4 separate regions of the Homo sapiens genome follow, and regions 1, 3 and 4 are each linked to region 2. The links are chromatin loops, found by intact Hi-C in ENCODE. Cell type or tissue: heart right ventricle. All regions are shown on one strand. Region 1 overlaps HSD17B12 (hydroxysteroid 17-beta dehydrogenase 12). Region 2 overlaps LOC124902807 (potassium/sodium hyperpolarization-activated cyclic nucleotide-gated channel 4-like). Region 3 holds the start of LOC107984328 (a long non-coding RNA gene). Region 4 overlaps HSD17B12 (hydroxysteroid 17-beta dehydrogenase 12).

Region 1 (5,000 bases), 270 kb after region 2:
AGTGCTAAACACTTTAATATGTATCATTTCACTGCATCTCATAACAATCTCATACAATGGTGTGATGATGATTATTATTATTTTTAATTGCAGAAATTGGGGCTTAGAGAGGGTAAGCCACTTGCCCATGTTGAACTGGGACTCAAATCTGGGTCTGTTTGGCACTAAAGCCTTTGTTCTTAACCACTAGGCTACTTGCTCCAGGCCTGTAAGTCAACATTGAACACTTACTGGATCCATCTGTGCTCAGGGAGTGATGGAACCAGAAGGTGGTTGGTTAGTTCCATTTCCTCCTTTATGCCTGTAGAGCATCAAGATGGGTGTAAATGTCATGTAGATGTAGCTTCTAAACCTTTTTATTGAGTAGATACTGGTGGGAGCTAAGTCACCTACTGTGAGATAGAATGGTAATGAAAGGAAGGGGGGATGACTGTTTCCTCATCTTCCAGGATCATCTAAGAGCCTGCTTCCTCTAAACCCCGACCTGAGCTTTCATCCAAGGGAAGCTTAGATGTCATAGCCACTTGGTGTTATTTCTGACTTGCAGCTTCCCATATGTATAGGTTTCATTCGGAAGGACATGTGTTCTAGAATCCTGGATTTTATACTAAATTACTGTACTCTCTTTTTCCCCTTTCCTTGACACCAGTCATTTTAATGTTAGTAATGCGAATGTTCTATGTAGAATATGTTGTATTTTAGTAACAAGGACACCAGTAAAATGTTCTTGAGAAGCTATTACATTCCATGAGAAGGTATTCATGGGAAGGTATCACATGCCAGGCAATGGTATACCATTTTCTTTCTGATGAATCTAATTGTAATTACACTATTAACTGAATAGTTTGTAAACACCTATTGCGACTAGGCAGGAATCCTAAAAAGGTCCATTGGTGATTGACTATAAGCAGAGTGACCAGAAGCTGTAAGTGTCTCAGTGACAGAAGGTAGCATTAGGCCTTGTGAACAGACAATCAATTTCTAAAATTCCGTTAATAAGCAAGACTGTCTCCTCTCTCATTCTCACAACTTGTTTCCCTCAAAGATCTTTTCTCCAGATTTTCCACCTAGTAATCTGGTGTGACTAGAAGCTACTGTAAAAACACATTAGCATTTGTCTTCTGAAATATTTTATTTTGATAAACTTTTGTTTTTCCCTAATAATGAAGTATAAACTGTCATTTCATCTGTCATTGTGTTTTGTCATATGAATTCATTCAAGGTTTAAACTTTGAATGAATTTGATGAAAAAATAAAGACTCAAATGTTTGTGAGGGAAAGCACAGTCGTCATTCTGTGTGAATACATCAGAATGTTGAAGTAGAATAGAAAGAGAACCTCTTATTAATTCTGATCAAAGGGGCAAAAAAAATGTAGTCTAAATGAAGCTCAGAGTTAAAAATGATTGGTTTTTCTTTGGCGGTGTTTATGCCCACAAATTTTTTGGACTAGGAGTATTTATCAGCTGATTCTGCCTCGTACTCCAGCCCACACATGTTTCCTGGGTGATCTTATTAAAATACAAATCAGATAATGTTGCTTTCCTTCCTAGTCCTCCAGTGGCTGCCCATAAGGTTTAGGATTAAATTCGAACTCCACAAGGCCATCTCCTTTCTTGCCACTCCATTGTCCTCCCCGACGTTCAGGCCAGAGTGGACATCCCAGTGTCTAGTACATGCTCTGCCCTCTGAAGTGCCCATGACTGGCTCCTCTGTTGGCATCCTTTCCCCAACTCCTCTCCAGTTCTTCTCACTGTATCTCCTCCCAGCCCTATTTGCACCTGAACCCTATGGCTGCTGTCCCTCTCTCAAGGCTTGGGCCACAGTTCCCCTGCCCTGGAAAGCCTTCTCTCAGCTCCTTGGCACATTTGGTTAGGCCTTTCTTTGGGCTCTCGTTGGAGCTCCTTGTATACCTCTGCCTGCTACTGTCTGGCCCTTCCCTGTCTCCCCACTTCCATGTATTCTCGAGAACAGGGCTTTTTATCTTATTTGTCTCTGTGTTGCTGGCGGCACTTGTTGTTTGTGGTAAACGGGAGACCCACCTTTTCCATGGCATCACAGAAAACTCTGGTTGTGCATGGTCAAGCTTTGTGGTACACAGGCATCTGTTTTGATGGCTTTTTGAGCTTCTTCTATTGCTCCCATATGCTCCTGGCCTTGAATTTTCAGCCTCTTTATCTGAATGGCTTCTAGACTAATGCTATGTGGCCATGTTTCCATTTTTTTCTAAGCCTTGCAAAGAATGCTATCTTTTTAGGTCTACCTCCGTGTGAATGTACATCAGATTGCTCTTTTGGGGAAGGAAGAGGGTATATTGTTCAAATTCTAGATTGTTTCAGATTACTTCTTAATATTTTTCTTTTGCATTTCTCTCCCCATCTTTCCCTCAACTTCTTAACTTCTTTCCTATAATTTTATAAGATCATTTAAAATTGCCTTCAAGAATTCAGATTTGCCATTATATAATCATTTCCTGGGAATGCAAAAACACAGTAACAACAACAAGTGATGTAAATGCCCTGGAGGTGAATGATGGGCCTGAGAGACTATTTGATTTTGAACAGAGGATGAGAAGCACATTCTCAAGGAAACCTTATCATAAGTGTAGTCTGTTGATGAGGACTGTTTGTTCTCATTACCTTATAATTAAAGTCCAGTCAAAAAAAAAAAAAGACACTTGTGTCTTTCAAAAGGCAAAATTATTATAAGTAATTTGACTGGCTAGGTAGTGGGCCCTAGCCCTGGGCTCCTTCTGTCTACCCTGTACTGACTAGCAGTTAATACTGAGCAAGCAGGAAGTAGCTAAGACTAAGACTAAATCCTAAAACTATACCTCTTGAACTCTTATTCTGCAAAATTTTCATAAGCCTTCTGTTTTTAAAAAAATTATTTGGAAATAATTTCAAGTCTACAGAAAAGTTACAAGAATAAAAATAGTGCAGACAATACTCTGATACCCTTTGCTTAGATTTCTTACTGTTAACATTTTACCGCATTTGTCTTATCATTGGAGAGTAAGTGCAAACATTATGGTCCTTCAATTCTAAATTCTTGAGTGTGTACTTCTGAAAAATAAGGGGTTGTTTGTTTGTTTGTTTGTTTGTTGTTTGAAGACAGGTTCTCACTCTGTCACCCAGGCTGGAGTGTAGTGGAGCTATCATGGCTCACTAGAGCCTTGACCTCCCAGGCTCAAGTGATCCTCCCACCTCAGCCTCCTGTGTGGCTAGGACCGCAGGCACATGCCACCAAGCCTAGCATTTTTTGTTGAGACAGGGTCTCACTTTGTCACCTAGGCTGGTCTCAAACTCCTGAGCTCAAGTAATTCTCCCGCATTGGCTTCCCAAAGTGCTGAGATTACAGGCGTGAGCCACCACACCCAACCAGAATAAGGATATTCTCATATGTAACCACAATACCCGTATCAACTCAGATTTAACAGTGATACAATAATTTTATCTAATGTATTATTTGTGCCCAATTTTTGATCTTACAATATTCTTTATCCTCTCCTCTTCCTCCACTAAAGAATGCAATCTAGGATCAGGTGTCATATTTAGTTGTCCTGTCTCTTTTATTTCCTTTAACCTGGGATATATCTAAAACCTTTGTGTTTCATGACAGTGACATTTTTTAAGAGTACAGTATTCCTCCTTTTTAATTATACATTCCTCATTTGGGGTTTCTTTGATGCTTCCTTAGAGAAACCCAAAAGTGAGATTCGGATTATGCTTTCCGGGCCAAAATATCACATATGTATGTGATGTTGTGTCGTCAGGGCCTCACGTGGGGAGACACAGAAGATCCATCTGCTCTTCATTGGTGGCGATGTTTCTGATCCCCCACTCTAGGTGTTACCCAACTTCTCTGCCATATAATTACTATTATTTCCCTTGCACTAACAAGCAACTGTGGGGAGACCCTAAAACTGTGCAAATATTTTGGCCCTTATCAAAATTTCCCCTAGATGTAGCATCAGTGATGTTTCTTCACAAACCTGCCTCATAAAGAGATTTTTGATGCTAAAGAATTCCTGAAGCCCTGCCTGGATATTTCGTCATTTCAAAATGAAAAGTCACAGCTAAAGCATGGTCACAGTGTCCTCAGTCCAGGCTGTGGTTTTATGAAAACTGCATTGGTCATCGGTGTGCCTTGAGGCAGAGAGGAAAGGACACTGAGCTTGGAGTCAGCAGACCAAGGTTTGAGTTCTGCCTTCAACATCCGGTGATCATCTGACCTACAGAAAGTTGCTTCATTACTTTATGCCTTAATCTCCCCTTCTGGCAAGTGGGATAAGTGATGTGAGATAAAAGCACTCCAAGCTGGGAAATGATATATAAGGGTGAAGAAGAGAGGAAAGAGACTTATATTCATTGGATATCTACAATATGCCCAAGTTTTCACCTCATTTGTCAACTCATTTTACATAGATATTAACCTAGTCCCATTTTACAAATAGGAAACAGGATCAACAGGAGCCCTGTGCTGGGCACGGTGGCTCACACCTGTAATCCCAGCACTTTGGGAGGCTGAGGCAGGCAGATCACTTGAGGTCAGGAGTTCAAGGCCAGCCTGGCCAACATGGCGAAATCCCGTCTCTCCTAAAAATACAAAAATTAGCCAGGTGTGGTGGTGCATGCCTATAAACCCAGCTACTGTAGGGGGCTGAGGCATGAAAATGGTTTTAACCTGGGAGGCAGAGGTTGCTGTGAGCTGAGATCACACCCCTGCATACTAGCCTGGGCAACAGAACAAGACTTTGTCTCAAAAAAATAAAAATAAAGAGGAGTCCTGAAACTTGCTTAAAGTCAATTTAGTTTATCAAACAGCTCCTGCCTGCTATTTATTAGACCCTTGGCTAGACATCTAGGAAACAAAGGTAAATAAGACCCAGTCCCTGTGCTGAAGGCACACACACACAAAAGACAAATATTTAAACACATTACACCCACAGTAAGTCCAAAACTGGAGGTATATATCATGTTCCACATGTCTTCAGTCAAG
Region 2 (5,000 bases):
CCCCAGCCTCAGCCCCCTATCATGTGCTTGCTTTAGCTCCCCTGTCTTTGCTGAGATCCTCACCATGAAACCAACTCTAGGTATTCCTGAGTGACTCTCTAGGTTCTCATTCTCTCCAATGTGCCTTTTATCAGCAAGGCATGGGAAAACCTATCATCTGGTTCTCCAAGGTGTCCAGCAGTTAGAATGGCTGAGAGGAGGGCATTTGAGTTTGCCCATCGATAATGGGGTTGTGCGAAAAGCAGATATTGTCTCAACTGTTCTGAAGTTGAACAATGTTACTTTCAGGTGAATAGACTGTTGAGACTATTTTGAGTTGTTGATGGCAACCAAAAAAAAAGGGGGAAGGGGTGGAATTACAGTCACTTTCCTCCAGCATCCAGTGGTCCTTAAAACTTTCACCCTCAAATCTCCAAATATGCTGGCTTCTAAGAAGTGCTTTCCAAGACCGAATATACTTCTTGATCAGGGTAAGTGATGAAAATGTGTATTTAACAAGGGGAGGGGATCTTGAAATAGCCTGAATTATGCATGCTGTGGCCTATCTACCCCCACCGTGCTAATGGCTCAGCCTATAAAGTTTTCAGAATCAGAAAAATAATCAGAGATGCTAGTTTCTGAAGGAGCGACGGAGGACTAGGATGACTAGCTAACTCAAGGTGCATGTAGACTTTCTGCTGTTCTTACTTTAGGAAAGGTTTCTTGGAAGACTGGACCAGGGAGTTCCTAATTCTTCCCTGGACCATCTCAGGGGCATCCTCGGTGTGAGTGGAAGCATGCTTGGATGCAGCAGCCTGAATGAATGTCAAGTTCACTGCATCTCCACCACAAACTGGTTGGTTTCAGGCAAATCCCTTGAGTTTTGGATGAGGCTAAACCAGCTAGGGCTTTCCTTGAAATAGGATGGAGGGGTCTCTTCTCACAGGCAGAGAGCCTTATTCAGGGGGCATCTATTCGCTAACAGGCTTCTTAGGAGGAATAGATCAGTCTCGTTATTCAGAAAATGTCTGAGAAAGTCCCAGACACCTCCAACTCCACATGTTGGGGGATAGACCTGGAATATTAAAGATCAGAGGTTGGAATCGAGGCAACATGATGGAGTGATGTGGCATGAGTATTGGAGCCATACAGATATGAATTTGATCTGATCCTTAGTTTTGTAACTTCAAGTTCTAAGACTTTTAGACAAGCTGTTTAAACGTTATGGTCTCCATTTCCCTAGCTTTCAAATGGGAAAAATAATAACTGTTTTGGGAGTGATTTCTATGCTCAACAAGCCTAAGGGGTAGGTACCATTATCATAATGACACCTAGAGAATTGCCTTAAGGATTAAATAAAGCTTCTTATGTAAAAGTGTCCGGCACAGTGTCTGGCATATAGTTGAAGCTGAAAAACTATTGGTTTCTTCTCTCTCCCTCTTTTCCTTAGGCCAAAATAGTTCTGCTCCCTGATGAAGACACCTTTAGGAAAAGAGGAATCCTTTTCCTAGACTTCCTCCCTGAGGGACTTCCCTTGGTTGATATCATGGGAGCTGGACTGTTTTTCCTTCTCCAAATCCAGTACATTACCTACTGGCATTTTTCGTGGTGCTTGGGGAGGAGACAGTCGACGCAGGCAGGAGTTTCTGGGCTTCGCTCACCCTGAAAGAGAGGAGACTCAGTTCTTTTCAAGGGCTTCGTGATAAGCAGCCTACTCCCACAAGCCCTCTGGGGGAGCATTGGGGGAACGAGTCCTCCTCATGCTTGGGATGCTCTGGAATGAGCTGGCAATGCAGAAGGCGGTTTTCACCTTGGACAGGTTCCACATCAGTCTATTCATTTGCAGGGTCTTTAGCTTGACTGCTCAGACAGGAATTGGGCACCACAGCCCTTAGTACAGGATGATGAGACAGCTCGGGAAGCCAATTTCACCAGCTCCAGCCCAGACATCCTCCAAAGGACCTGACTGAGGAGTAGGGGAAATGGAGATGCTAGCTATGGAGGTCTAACTTTCTGCAGATGTTTCTGCGGAGCTTCCAAGCCCCTCTCTGTCTTGATTACTGGAGCAAGACAGAAACAAGGCAGAGAGGCGCCCTCTTCTGGGAGGGAGGAGCAAAGACATTGAATCCACCAGGAAGCCGGCGTTACACCAGCATAATTTTGGCTGCTGCCCTTAAAGTTCTGATGTGCATTTCTTCCATTTCCAACGCTACCTTACTTGTTAGGACTAGATTCTGGGTTTGCTTAAAAGTTGTTAAGTGATTTTAAATGAATCTGTCTTGATCTCAACATCAGACACAATAACACTCAGCCACTATATACAGCATAGAAAGCAGTTACATTCTAAAGTGCCCTGCTCTGTATAGTTTCAATAGTCCAAACAGAAACCATGTGGCTTCTGTGAATGTGCCCACACACATGAATTTATGCTTACACATACCTAATTTCATATCTAAAAACATACCTACTCTGTGCCTTTAAAAACATGTTTAGCCTGACATTTTCATTAATCCAAGGAGACTTTATTGAAACACTGCCGGCGTCTCCTGTCCATCTGGCCACATTTGATGACCCCATGTGATAAGTCATCTTCAGTGCAAGAACCAGGGCCGCCTCCCTCTCATTGATATTTCTCCTGACTGCACACCTCCCAACTGCAGCAACATTCTCACATGCATGCATGTATGCAATCGTGAGCTAAAAATAAACAGCTGCTGATGGGCTGCCAGAGGGTGTCCTCCATACACAGCAGACGTCCTCTGTCTCCCTTTAGTAGGCACAGCTAAAGCCACAGACAGGAATTGAGGGTAGTGGATGGGCTAAGCTTAACCCCAAATCTCTCAGGCAAGTTACAAAGAGTAGGAGATCCTGAAAAGGGAGATGACACAGCTGAGGCCCATGATCATTCTCTCCCAGGCCTTGTGCCCCAAATCCAAGTGATAACCTCTGGAAAAGTGTTTACTGGCATCAAAGGAAACCATTGCAGGGAAGGTCGATAATTAGGGTTAAGAAAGAAGATCAGCCATTCCTCCAGCCATGATTGTAAATAGCTCTCTGCTTTCTGGTTTTCCCCCTCTCAGGGCAGAAGTTATCCAAGTGGATCTAGGATATGTGTGCATTTAAGGAGGGTGATTTGTGTGCATGTGGTTTTGTTCAGATCTTCCAATCTGCAAGAATTCTCCCCACCTCCATCACTCATCAATCAAGAAACCCTTTGTCATGCTGAGGTGTGGCATTTCTTCTGCTGAAAACCTCAGATTCAGACACACCCCACACACCCTGAGACACACACATCCACACACACATGCACACCCTTCCTCACCCTTAGGAAGCAAGCTCCATTCAGATTGGTTTAAAAATAGCACTAATCCATTGAGCTCATTTTTCAGGGACATTATTTTAAGCAGAAAAAAGATATCCTGGTCTTTGAGAGGGAGAAAGGGTAAACGTCACCTCGCCTTAAAAAGTCCTGATAATGTCGCTGGAGACTAAGCATTTGCAGTCTTTGTTGAATTTTCTCCTCCTCCTACCATTCAACAAAAGTTATTTATTCCAGAATACCCTGCTATCTGGGTATTTATAGAGGTGAGTTTCCTCTTCGGGTGGAGAGCAGAGGGGAAAGCCGCAGTAGCAAGCCGGACACTCCCCTCTGGGCGCTCCCCACCGCCAGAACTGACGCCTTCGAGGGCGGTGGATTTGTGAATCAGCTCCCCTTTCCCCCACACAGGGGAGCCCCTAAATGGCTGCTGGCCATTTGCAAAGGGTTGTGTGCATGTGTGTATTTAATTGCAGGCTTATTTGTTTCTGCTCTGGGAGTCTGTCCGTCTCTCTGTAACTCGGATCATTGCTCTCTGGGAAGCTGTATAACTGGCTGATTCCGTGGGAGACCAGGCAGGATGCGTGGGCGCAGGAAACAGAAGAGGGAAAAGGAGGGAGAAAAAGAGAGCAGGAGGGAGAGAGCGGGAGCCTTAGAATCTGTTATTTGCGTCACTCGAGGAGCCGGGGCTATCTGCCCGACAAACACACAGAATTAATCCGAGTTACAGCCATAGCTGTCTATGCTACAGTGACCAGATGAGAAAGGGCGGGGAAAGGACGCGCGCGGGAGCGTGTGCACGGCCGAGTTTGCATTGGGCGTCTTGGGAGAGTTTGGGGAGGGGGCTGTCCTGCTGGGCACGCCCCTCGGGGCCCCGCTTGCCCGGTGCAGACTAGGCTGCAGCCTGCTCTGCAGCTGCCCAGCCCAAGCCTGGGGTGGCGCCCGCCTCGGCCGCCTCGCCTGCTCAGTGGCTGCGTGGAACACAAAGCGCTGTCTCCGAGCAGAAGCGTCTTCTCAGCTGAACCAGACCCACCAAAGAGGAGAATCTGCACGTGACGTCAGTAGCTGATGACTGACGCAGGCTGGCAAAGGAGACTCAAGGCGGCTGCTCCGCGCTGCCTTCATGAGTCTATTTTCTCCAGCCCCCTCGTAGTGAATTACTAGAACGCAAAACACACACACAGACACACATATGCAGCTTTCAAAATATACATTTCCAAAGGCGGTGTGTTGCAAACACAACGCGATTTTGCAGAGCGTGGGTGGGAAACGTGGGAAGGGTATGGATGATTTTTTTTTTCCTCATCTGGGAATCTCCATCGTGGATAGCAATCGCTTCTAGAGCTCTCCTGGGAAGCTCCTCTGGGGAAGGGGCTATGCCCCCCCACCCCCTACTTTCCTCAGCATGTAGGGAATCTGATCAATGGAGACATGCAGCTCTAAGAATACAACCACTCCAACGCCTTCTGCTCGGGGAGACTGCGAGGAGCTTGCAACAGGCAGAGACAGATGGGAGTTAACGGGAGGGAGGGAGAATATAAGAAATATTTGGGTATTTTTCTGATTTGAAAAACATTTTCTGCAGTTATGCAAGTGAGTCTGGTGGTGCAGGAAAAAAAAGTGAGGAGGGGGCGTTTAATGCACATTTAATGTTTTGGAAGTAAGGTTCCAGCGAAATGCCTTTGTGTGTGGAGGTTTTTTCAGT
Region 3 (5,000 bases), 260 kb after region 2:
CAGATGAGGAAACTGAGGTTAGGAATCCATTTGTTGAGCATCTACAGGGACTAGTTAAGAAACAGTTTCTCAGCAAAGCTCCTTGTAATCCCATTTTATATACACTATTTTGTGTATTTTAATTGTTTTATTTTAGTAACACTTCCCTTTAAAATCTTCAAACTGCCTATTGTTAGGTGCCAGTGGGAGTGGACCCCTGATGGTCAGATATATAAATGGCAGTGGTTAGACCAGACCAGAACCCTAGAAGATGGTAGAGTTGGGGCAAAGTAGAACCCAGGAGGGATTAAATTTGGGCCATCACCTTAATCCTAGTTTTGACATCTGCAGGTAACATGGTATTGGTTCAGAATAGTAAATCTATCCATTAAAAAAGAAACACTTATAAACCACAGAGGTATTGTAAAAGGAATTTTTAATTATGTTGATGAAAACCATATCAAAAGAGATAATGGTTGCAAAATCATTTTACAGCATAAAGTCTTAGAGTCAAAGAGTCACAGAAATCCAGTGCATTAAATTAATTGACAGTAACTTCCCTCCTTTGACAGATGAAAAAATAGAGGCCCAAAGAGATGGAGTGCTATGAAGCTATACAGTTAGTAAATAATACAAAACCAAGAAGCTGGGAACTTCACTGCTATCTCTGTAGACCTGACAGCCATGATCACAGCTGGAGCATTACATAAAGGCAATGCAAAAAAGGAGAGTCCATCCATTCAATAGGCATTCATTTAGTCAAGCGTCTCAAGGATGAGTTGGATCCTTGCCTTTTAAGAAATCAAGTTGAAGCTGGGCGCAGTGGTTCACGCCTATAATCCCAGCACTTTGGGAGGCTGAGGTGGGTGAATCACTTGAGGCCAGGAATTCAAGACCAGCCTGGTCAACATGGCAAGACCTCATCTCTACTAAAAGTACAAAAACATTAGCTGGGCGTGGTGGCACACAGCTATAATCCCAGCTACTCAGGTGGCTTAGGCACAAGAATCACTTGAACCCTGGGAGGCATTGGTCGCAGTGAGCCAAGATAGTGCCACTGCACTCCAGCCTGGGCAACAGAGCGAGACCCTGTCTCAAAAAAAAAAAAAAAAAAAAAAGGAAAGATCAAGTTGATTTTAAACTGAGGTTGAGAAATGGTGGGAAGTTTTCAGAAGCTATGACTGAACCTGACACCACATTACCATTTTGATACGTCTTAAGAGCTAGTGAGAAATATATGTGGATGTTATGAATCAATACTTTTGGTTAGGAAAAGGAACGTCTATGTCTACTTGAATTAAAGAACTTAGTTACTAGATGTGTCAGTCAAGGTAAGCTACCTGCTGAAACATGCCACTCCCAAATCTCAGTGGCTTAACACATAAAGGTTTACTTTTCCCTCCCCTCTCTACCCGTCATTCAGGATCTGAGGCTCCTTCCATCTAGGGGCGTCATCATTTTCTAGGGTCTTGGAGTTCTCTGCATCCAGCTGACAGATGAAAGACAAGAGAGTAAAGATGGTTTTAAGGGAAGTTTCACTTCTGCCCACATTTCATTGTGCAGAACTCAGTCACAGGCTACAACTACTGCACAGAAGGCCAGAAATATTAGCTGTATGCCCAAAGAGGAGAGAAAAATTCCAAGTTAGCAGATCATATTGAAAGCATTCTTACCTTACATATTATAAGTGGTTTCATTATAGCCTGCTCTTTACACCATCCCCAAATGGCTTATTTCCTATGGCTGGTTTCCATAGCATTAGTATCTCCATTGAGTAACAGCAGAGTCCTTTATCATGATCCTTTGTTGTTGTTTTCCTTCCACTGCTTCCACCTCTGATGTGGGAGATTTTCCAAACCCTCTAGAACTATAGCCTAGGGCCAACTGACTATCGCTAAACAAATACCTATAATCAAACTAAGGTATTGTTACCATAGATGTAGAAAGTACATAATTACATTATAGAGGAAAGTTGCTCTTTTCACTTCCCTGGAATTATAAACATTGTGTACAGCTGGAGCCAGGAGGTGGTTGCCATAACAACCATGGGAAAGCTAAAAATAGCCCCTTTCATAACTGTATTGCTTAAGGTGGAATTATGACATGTTATGGTGTTTTAGGGCAAGTAATTCTCTTTCATGTGCTGAATGTTTGCAAACTTTCTTCCACAAAGCAATATTTGTACAATGTAAGTATTTGGATTGCTGGTTCTAATTATACACCTGACCCCTATGTTCTAAGATTCTTTTTGACATAGATCTCTATTTTTATAGGTTTCTCAGTCTTCGTGAGCATCTGTTACAGAACTGTCTGTGCCAATTTCAGTATTATATTTAAGCTTTAATATATATATATAATGACAACCCTCCCCCTCAAGAGCCTGCTTTTGTACTCCTTGATATGAAGTGGAAATGTGAAGAATTGGGATGGAATTTTTTTTTTTTTGTACATTCTTCCTTGGCTACAATCAAATTCTGTATGCAGTTAGCAGTCCCCACTAGGATTAACCCTGCAGTTCCGGTTCCTCATAGCAGCAGGTCTCTCTTCCCACCTGCACTGTGGGACAGTGATGAGGTTTCTAAGGAAGGTAGAAAACAGTGACTTACTTCAAAGGAGACCTATTACGTCCTCTATGACAGTAGAATTTTTATAGAGGTGTGGACAAGGATACCACAACAGTCTGATAGAATATTAAAGCACTTATAAAATAAAGGCTTGGCAATTTTTTTTTAATCCAGGTGACAATTAAGGGAGTCTTATTGGGAATTTCACAGGTCTGAGGGAATTCCATGAGAGAGCATATCTATAGGAAGCTGTAAGTGTGAGGGACTGAGTTTTATAGAGTTGGGCGAATTTAATGTCTGGCTTGTGGGAGGACTAGTAATTAAAGAGAATATGTTTATATGAAAAGGTACTTTCCTGTCAGCAATTGGTGTTTTCTGCTTTGGGTTTTTTCGCAACATTTTAGTTCTAGTAGATCCTCAGTAATTTGTACCACTGAGACAGCATTGTGTGGCTGTTAGCAAGTAAGCAGTATAATGAATTAAGAATGTTGCATTACAGAAAACATTGCTTGACTTGTTTATTTGGATATTTGTCATAACAAACTAGAAAATGCGCTGAAGTATGAGCAACATGAGTCTTCATTATAGAACTTCAGCAAAAATTCTTAATGTACCTTCCAATCTTAGAATTGTTCCCGAGTCCCCAGAAAATGAGAGATTAACCAGGGTTTAGTTTCATGTTTGTTTCTGTGTGCAATTAAGCGCAGCCCATTTTGTCCTTCTGCTTGATATAACAGAGTTGTCATGAGTCTGGCTGTGCCATGGAAACTGGTTTGACGTCACTAATTCTGCTTAGATGGAGGATTAGAGCTAGACAACACGGTTGATTTAAAGGGCGAGTCTTTTGTGCCTTGCAGTCCCAAATGCTCAGCCCCGTTTCTACATAGAGAACAGATACTGTATACAGTACAAAGATTGAGGCAGGCTACACCAGTATATTAGCTGTGATTCAGACAGAACTAAGTTGAATATTATTGCCTTTGGAAAGAAAGAGCGAGAGAGTTTTACACTGTTGTGTGTGTGGGTGTGGGAGGAAGGTTTTTGTTAGACAAATATGTGAGCTTAATGGTAGGACAGAGATTTGTAGAAGGGCTATTTTCTCTACTGTCACTTTGGTACAATTTTAAATGCTACTCTTTTATTTACTTAGGTCGAGTGCATTCTTGCTTTATCATTTATTAGTCTTAGATTTGTTTTCATGTGTTTTAGCATGCAAATACTGTATTTTGTATGAAGTACCCTCAAACTCTGACTTTTCACTAATTCAAAGCAACTCCACCTCCTAGAAGTTTTCAATAGGATTAGAATACTTGAGAAACAAAATCTTAGTTGCCTTAAGGAGCAAACAAGTAAGGGAGGATGACTGCATGAATGTGACATTGGATAATTGATCTGTATTGTATTTTAATATGGGAAAGGAACTTTTATTATCTTTAAATGACTTTTCCTGTACTTAGATCATTGCTTTGGTGAGTGAAGTTTTAAGGGTCTGTTTTGATCAGGTCAAGATTTAATTTTTAAAGTGCACTTGATAATGTTAAATTTTACCTTTTACAGATTTTTAAATTGCATTTTGTTAGCGAGAAATGAAATTTAAAATGTAAGGTTTCTGTTCAAGGGCACATATAACAACCCCAGCTAACTTGAGTATAATGGAGCATTTAATCCAGCTGTTAGGCCAAGCAGTGATAGGCTGCAGCTTCAGTGGAAAGCCTCATTTTTCTGCATCTACTTCAAACTAGTTGTGTCTTCACTTGCTGTGAATGAGTTTGGACATAGCTGTTCCCAGTTATGTGAGAAAAGGTTAAAATAAAACACTACCCATACCTACAAGGATGCTTAGGATGCAGGAGAAGGGTTGACTTGTCAAGATTGAGGGTTACTTCTTAGAAAGCATATTGTGTTGCATACGATACAATAGCTCTCTTAGTTTTCACTTGATTGGGATCTGCTCCCAGTTTAAAGGTGATACATTCCAATATGTCATAAATATTTTTCTCTCTCTTTTCATAGATTTGTTGAGATAAATTTCACATACTGAACAATCTACCCATTAAAGTATACACTTTAATGGTTTTTAGGGTATTCACAGAGCTGTGCAACTATCACCACAGTCTAATTTTTGAACATTATCAATACCCCAAAAAAGATAAAGATATTTTAAATATTACAAATTAATACTAAATTAAAAATCTCCTGTAACAAAAGTGGTTTTTCTATTTTCATCAAAGGAATTTCTCAGAAATATAGATAAAATGAAAGGACTAGATATTCATTGCTAATTTACCAGTTTTTATGTTCGAATTGTTGGGTTCTAACTCCTGATACAAATTCTTACCTTAAAATTTAAAAAGAAAAGACTTTTCTGCTTCTGAGGAAGACACAGACAAAAAATACCAGAATGATATAATTAACCCATTGACTACTTATTTCCAACTTTATTCAAAACCCTCCTAA
Region 4 (5,000 bases), 120 kb after region 2:
TAACAGGCTAACCTTTCTTCATCTGTGGTATCAGGAAATTACAGGGAGTTACAGGGAACTGAACACTCTGCCATATTTAATAAACATTAAATATAAATTTGGTAGTATATTTATTATTCTTTCCCAAATCTTTACAAAATTGTTGTGAGTAGATTTTCCTTTAGTAAGAAAGATTTCTCCAATTAAAGTTTTAGTAACACCTTGCTAATTGGTAAGGCTTATTGGTAAGACTAATTCGTGAAAAATTAAATTCTAGAGTGTGTTGACCAAAATGTAGTTTTTAATTTTGAAATTGTGATAAAATAAGTCCATACCTTCTGGAACTACCATTCTTTTTGAATTGTTGAAGACTCTGGACCAAATTCCCTGGAAAATCTCTTTGATAGTAAATACATTGAATAGTAAGCATATAGAACCAGAAACTGCTATAAAGTTAACCATAGAGCATTGAGTATATAGTTTATTTGCTTCATGGAAATAAATGAATACTACAGTTGGTTGACAATTTTTACACAAGTTTAGTCAGCCATTTTGTGAAAAAACTTGAGAAAATGAAAAAAATCAGGAGGCAGAAGAGAATCATGATAGAATAGCAGAACTGGAAGGGATGTTAGCAACCTCTTCACTTCAATTATTAGGGAAATACATGCTGGAAAAGGTAATGACTTGCCCAAGATTATGCATCCAGTTAGAGAATGGCCAGGCCAGACAGTTCAGTGGCAAAGGGCAGAAGTGGTGGATGCATCTGTGGTAGATTGATTAAAAGCAACGATAGGAGCGATGAGCAGCAGGCTCTGACAGCAAAGTGGAAGAGATTTGTCTGGGTTGAATTAGAGGAAAGTGGTGAGGAGGAAAAGCAGAGGTGATTTAGTGATAGTGATGAGGATGCTGGCAGAACTGGACATCATCACACATTCCTGAAACTGGTATGAGGCAAGAAACAGTCCTCTCTATACAAGAGCCTAAACTCTTAAAGAAATGATATGTACCTTTTTAGCCCTTAAGGATGCCATTATGCCATGCTCTTGGTACACCCTACATAGATGTTAAGACCAGGAGGCACTTGTTCATTGTATATAGTGGTGCAAGCTAAGTTAGTTGATCCAATATCTCCTACCCAGAGTCTCAGCTGTGCTTATATCCCAAACTACTGATTATGTTGATGACACTTAATTCCCAAGGAAATACTGCATTTAGTATATGTTCCTCAAGGTGGCCAAAAAAGAATATAGTATTTTTTAGAAATTTAAATACCAGTGTAAAAAAATCCTTTAATATTCCTAGTCTGGAGAAAACTTCTTCAGATTGATTTTACTGTAATGACTGGCATTAACTGCTCATAACCAAGCTAACTTCCAGTAGGAATATTGTCAGCTTTGCTTTACTGATAGCTGAGACTCTAGTCCTGTAGAAGCAGTACTCATACAGTAGACAGGTTCCCCTGATCTTGCACATCCAATCTTATAATTTTGCCGTGGAACAGGAAGCTACTGCTTATCTGTGTGTTCCAATGCCTATCACTGTCTGTCATGTGTAAGGAGGCGATGATCTCCTTACAGATAACGTGAAAACAAAAGCCACATTGGGCTAGACAACAACATTCACACATTCTGAATTAGAGCAGGCTGATTTAATAAAATGTTACTGTAATGGTGACATTTTAATTTACAGAGCCCTTTTCAAGTATTCTTGAATTATTTCCATAACAACCCTATGAGGCAGGTTAGGGTTGGTTTTGTTATTTCCATGTAATATACCAAGACCAGATGGAGATGCAGTGACTGGTATAAGGGTTACACAGATAGTAAGTAGCAGAAGAAATTGAATCTAGGTTTTCTGACTCTAGGCTCCATGTTCTTTCTAATTTACTGCCAAAGCTGCTAAATAAGGGTGATTTTAAGGCCATTTGGAATACTTGCACATGAGCTTACAAGTTGGAGAATTTCTCAAATGTTGCTTCAAAGTGAAAGGTTGGCCAGGTGTGGTGGCTCATGCCTGTAATCCCAGTACTTTGGGAAGCTGAGGTGGGAGGATTGCTTGAGCCCAGGAGTTCCAGATCAGCCAGGGCAAAAAAAAAGAAAAAAGAAAAAAAATGAGCCAGGCATGGTGGTACATGCCTGTAGTCCCAGTTACTCAGATGGCTGAGGTGGGAGGATTGTTTGAGCCCCGGAGATTGAGGGTGCAGTGAGCCATGATTGCACCACTGCACTTCAGCCTGGGTAACAGAGCATGACCCTGTCTCAAAAAAGAAACATAAAAGTTAAAGGTCTGTTTATATCATGGCAGTATTCAAATTCATCTGGATCATATGAATCAGTCCAGTGTGCTCATTAACGTTACATTCTAGGGCTTTACTACAGACCTACAGAAAAAAAATCTGTAAGAAAAGAGCATGGGACCATGTATTTTTAACAAATAAGATGATTCTTAAGGTCATGCATTTTGGGGGCCAGGCACGGTGGCTGACACCTGTAACCCTAGCACTTTGGGTGGCTGAGGTGGGCAGATCACTTGAGGTCAAGAAGCTCTAGACCAGCCTGGCCTGGTCTAGTAGAGATGGTGAAACCCCATCTCTACTGAAAATACAAAAATTAGCCCCAAGTGGTGGCATATGTCTGTAATCCCAGCCATTTGGGAGGCCGAGGCAGGAGAATTGCTTGAGCCTGGGAGACAGAGTGAGACTCTGTCTCAAAAGATCATGCATTTTGGGAAACACTGGACTAGCCCTAGAAAAAACAGTGGATTATCCATGCAGGCTTTTTAACCAAATATCTTCTGAATACCAGGGCTTGGTTTATAATAGTGAGCCACCGTGTCCGGCCCAGATGGGTTTTTAAAAATTATCTTTATTGGCCGGGCGTGGTGGCTCGTACATGTAATCCCAGCATTTTCGGAGGCCGAGGCAGGTGGATCACTTGAGGTCAGGAGTTTGAGACCAGCCTGACCAACACGGTGAAAACCGGTCTCTACTAAAAATACAAAATTAGCTGGGCGTGGTGGTGCACGCCTGTAATCCCAGCTACTTGGGAGGCTGAGGCAGGAGAATCACTTGAACCTGGGAGGCAGAGGTTGCAATGAATTGAGATTGCACCATTGCACTCTCGCCTGGGCAACAAGAGCAAAACTTCGTCTCAAAAAAAAATCTTTATTATGAAATTAATATAAATGATATCTTTTAATGATGATTCTTAAAGAGGCAATAGACTGAAGAGGATGTTCTAATTAGTCTTCTTCTTCTTCTTCTTCTTTTTAAGCCTTTTAAATGATGAGGAAGGAGGAAAATGGGCTTAGGTTCTACCAGAAGAAATTTAGATTTTAGTTGGCCATCTGGATGACCTTTGTAGTAATTAAACAGTCAGATTGGGTCATTCCTTCAGCAGATAAATAAATAAATACATATATTTCTAACTTTTATTTTAAGTTCAGGGGTGCAAGTGAACGTTTGTTACATAGGTAAATTTGTGTCATGGAATTTTGTTTTACATATTATTTCATCACCGAGGTATTAAGCCTAGTACCCATTATTTTTCCTGATCCTCTCCCTCCTCCCACCTTCCACCCTCCGAAAGGCCCATGTGTATGTTGTTTCCCTCTATGTGTCCATGTTCTCATCATCTATTATAGTTCCCACTTATAAGTGAGAACATGTGGTATTTGGTTTTCTGTTCCTGTATTAGTTTGTTAAAGATAATGGCCTCTAGTTCCATCCATGTTCCTGCAAAGGACATGATCTTGTTCTTTTTTATGGAGCAGATAAATATTCATTGTGTGGTGATTATATGCTAGGCCCTGTGCTGGGTATGAGAATATAGTGATGAGCAAGAAAGCCATGGTCTCAAAGTTCTGATATCCGGAATCTACAAGCAAGTTAAACAAATTTATAAGAAAAAAAATCATCAAAAAGTGGGCAAAGGATATGAACAGACACTTCTCAAAAAGACATTTATGTGGCCAAGAAACATATGAAAAAAGCGCAACATCACTGATCTTTAGAGAAATGCAAATCAAAACCACAGTGGAATATCATCTCATGCCAGCCAGAATGGCGATTATTAAAAAGTCAAGAAACGATAGATGCTGGTGAGGCTGTGGAGAAATAGGAACACTTTTACACTGTTAGTGGGACTCTAAATTAGTTCAACCATTGTGGAAGACAGTGTGGCAGTTCCTCAAGGATCTAGAACCAGAAATACCATGTGAGCAATCCCATTACTAGGTATATACCCAAAGGAATATAAATCATTCTACTATAAAGACACATGGACACATATGTTGAATGCAGCACTATTTACAATAGCGAAGACATGGAACCAACTCAAATGCCCATCAGTGACAGACTGGATAAAGAAAATGTGGTACATACACACCATGGAATACTATGCAACCAAAAAAGGAATGAGATCATGTCCTTTACAGGGACATGGATGAAACTGGAAGTCATCATCCTCAGCAAACTAACATAGGAACAGAGGACCAAACACCACATGTTCTCACCCATAAGTGAGAGTTGAACAATGAGAACACGTGGACACAGAGAGGGGAACAACACACACCAGGACTTGTTGCGGGGGGTGGGAGGCAAGGGGGAGGGGAAGCATTAGGACAAATAGCTAATGCATATGTGGCTTAAAACCTAGATGATGTGTTGATAGGTACAGCAAACTACCATGGCACATGTATACTTATGTAAGAAACTTTCACATTCTGCACACATATCCCAGAACTTGAAATAAAACAAACAAACAAAAAGAAAGCCATGGTCTCTATCTCTGCTGGTCTGGCAGAAGACACAGACATTATATAAGCAGATCCAAAAAGTGTTACAGGAGCCGGCTATGGGGGCACTAACCTGGTTCAGGGGCTTAAGGAAGGTTTTCTGGAAGAAGCAACATTTAATCCAAGATGTGGAAGAAAAGTAGAAGATGATGATGTTCATAATGGTAATAAGATGTAATGTTTATTAAAAAGCTTACCATGTACCAGGTACTTTTCTAAATATC

Evidence for each region. A loop is a pair of places that touch in the nucleus more often than their neighbours do. Peaks named below come from ENCODE experiments on the same cell type or tissue, not always from the same donor. Only the 100,000 strongest peaks of a DNase experiment are listed, where the experiment ranks them.
Region 1: a loop joins it to region 2, with 2.3 times the contacts of the local background. A loop is called at or near these places in 30 of 110 quality-filtered maps.
Region 3: a loop joins it to region 2, with 2.3 times the contacts of the local background. A loop is called at or near these places in 9 of 110 quality-filtered maps.
Region 4: a loop joins it to region 2, with 2.0 times the contacts of the local background. A loop is called at or near these places in 19 of 110 quality-filtered maps.

The regions. Positions count from the first base shown.
Region 1 is chr11:43,841,903-43,846,902 of GRCh38, forward strand. All of the region lies in intron 9 of HSD17B12 (hydroxysteroid 17-beta dehydrogenase 12), which reads left to right. Among named protein-coding and RNA genes, the nearest start is that of ALKBH3, 36 kb to the right of the region's middle. In heart right ventricle, no CTCF peak of the experiment used is centred here; no DNase peak of the experiment used is centred here.
Region 2 is chr11:43,571,377-43,576,376 of GRCh38, forward strand. The region is part of intron 2 of LOC124902807 (potassium/sodium hyperpolarization-activated cyclic nucleotide-gated channel 4-like); the gene reads right to left. It also overlaps a transcript of HSD17B12 not described here. Among named protein-coding and RNA genes, the nearest start is that of MIR670HG, 4.6 kb to the left of the region's middle. RefSeq lists an enhancer at 3,979-4,721. In heart right ventricle, a CTCF peak has its summit at 2,076 (motif pointing left); a DNase peak (open chromatin) is centred at 2,687; H3K4me3 peaks cover 1,619 bases; H3K27ac peaks cover 1,111 bases; H3K27me3 peaks cover 4,410 bases.
Region 3 is chr11:43,831,958-43,836,957 of GRCh38, forward strand. The region is part of intron 7 of HSD17B12 (hydroxysteroid 17-beta dehydrogenase 12); the gene reads left to right. It overlaps LOC107984328 (a long non-coding RNA gene), which reads right to left and starts at 1,991. Exons shown (of 2, transcript XR_001748197.3): 1 at 1,653-1,991. In heart right ventricle, no CTCF peak of the experiment used is centred here; no DNase peak of the experiment used is centred here.
Region 4 is chr11:43,692,446-43,697,445 of GRCh38, forward strand. All of the region lies in intron 1 of HSD17B12 (hydroxysteroid 17-beta dehydrogenase 12), which reads left to right. Among named protein-coding and RNA genes, the nearest start is that of HSD17B12, 14 kb to the left of the region's middle. RefSeq lists an enhancer at 2,332-2,381. In heart right ventricle, no CTCF peak of the experiment used is centred here; no DNase peak of the experiment used is centred here.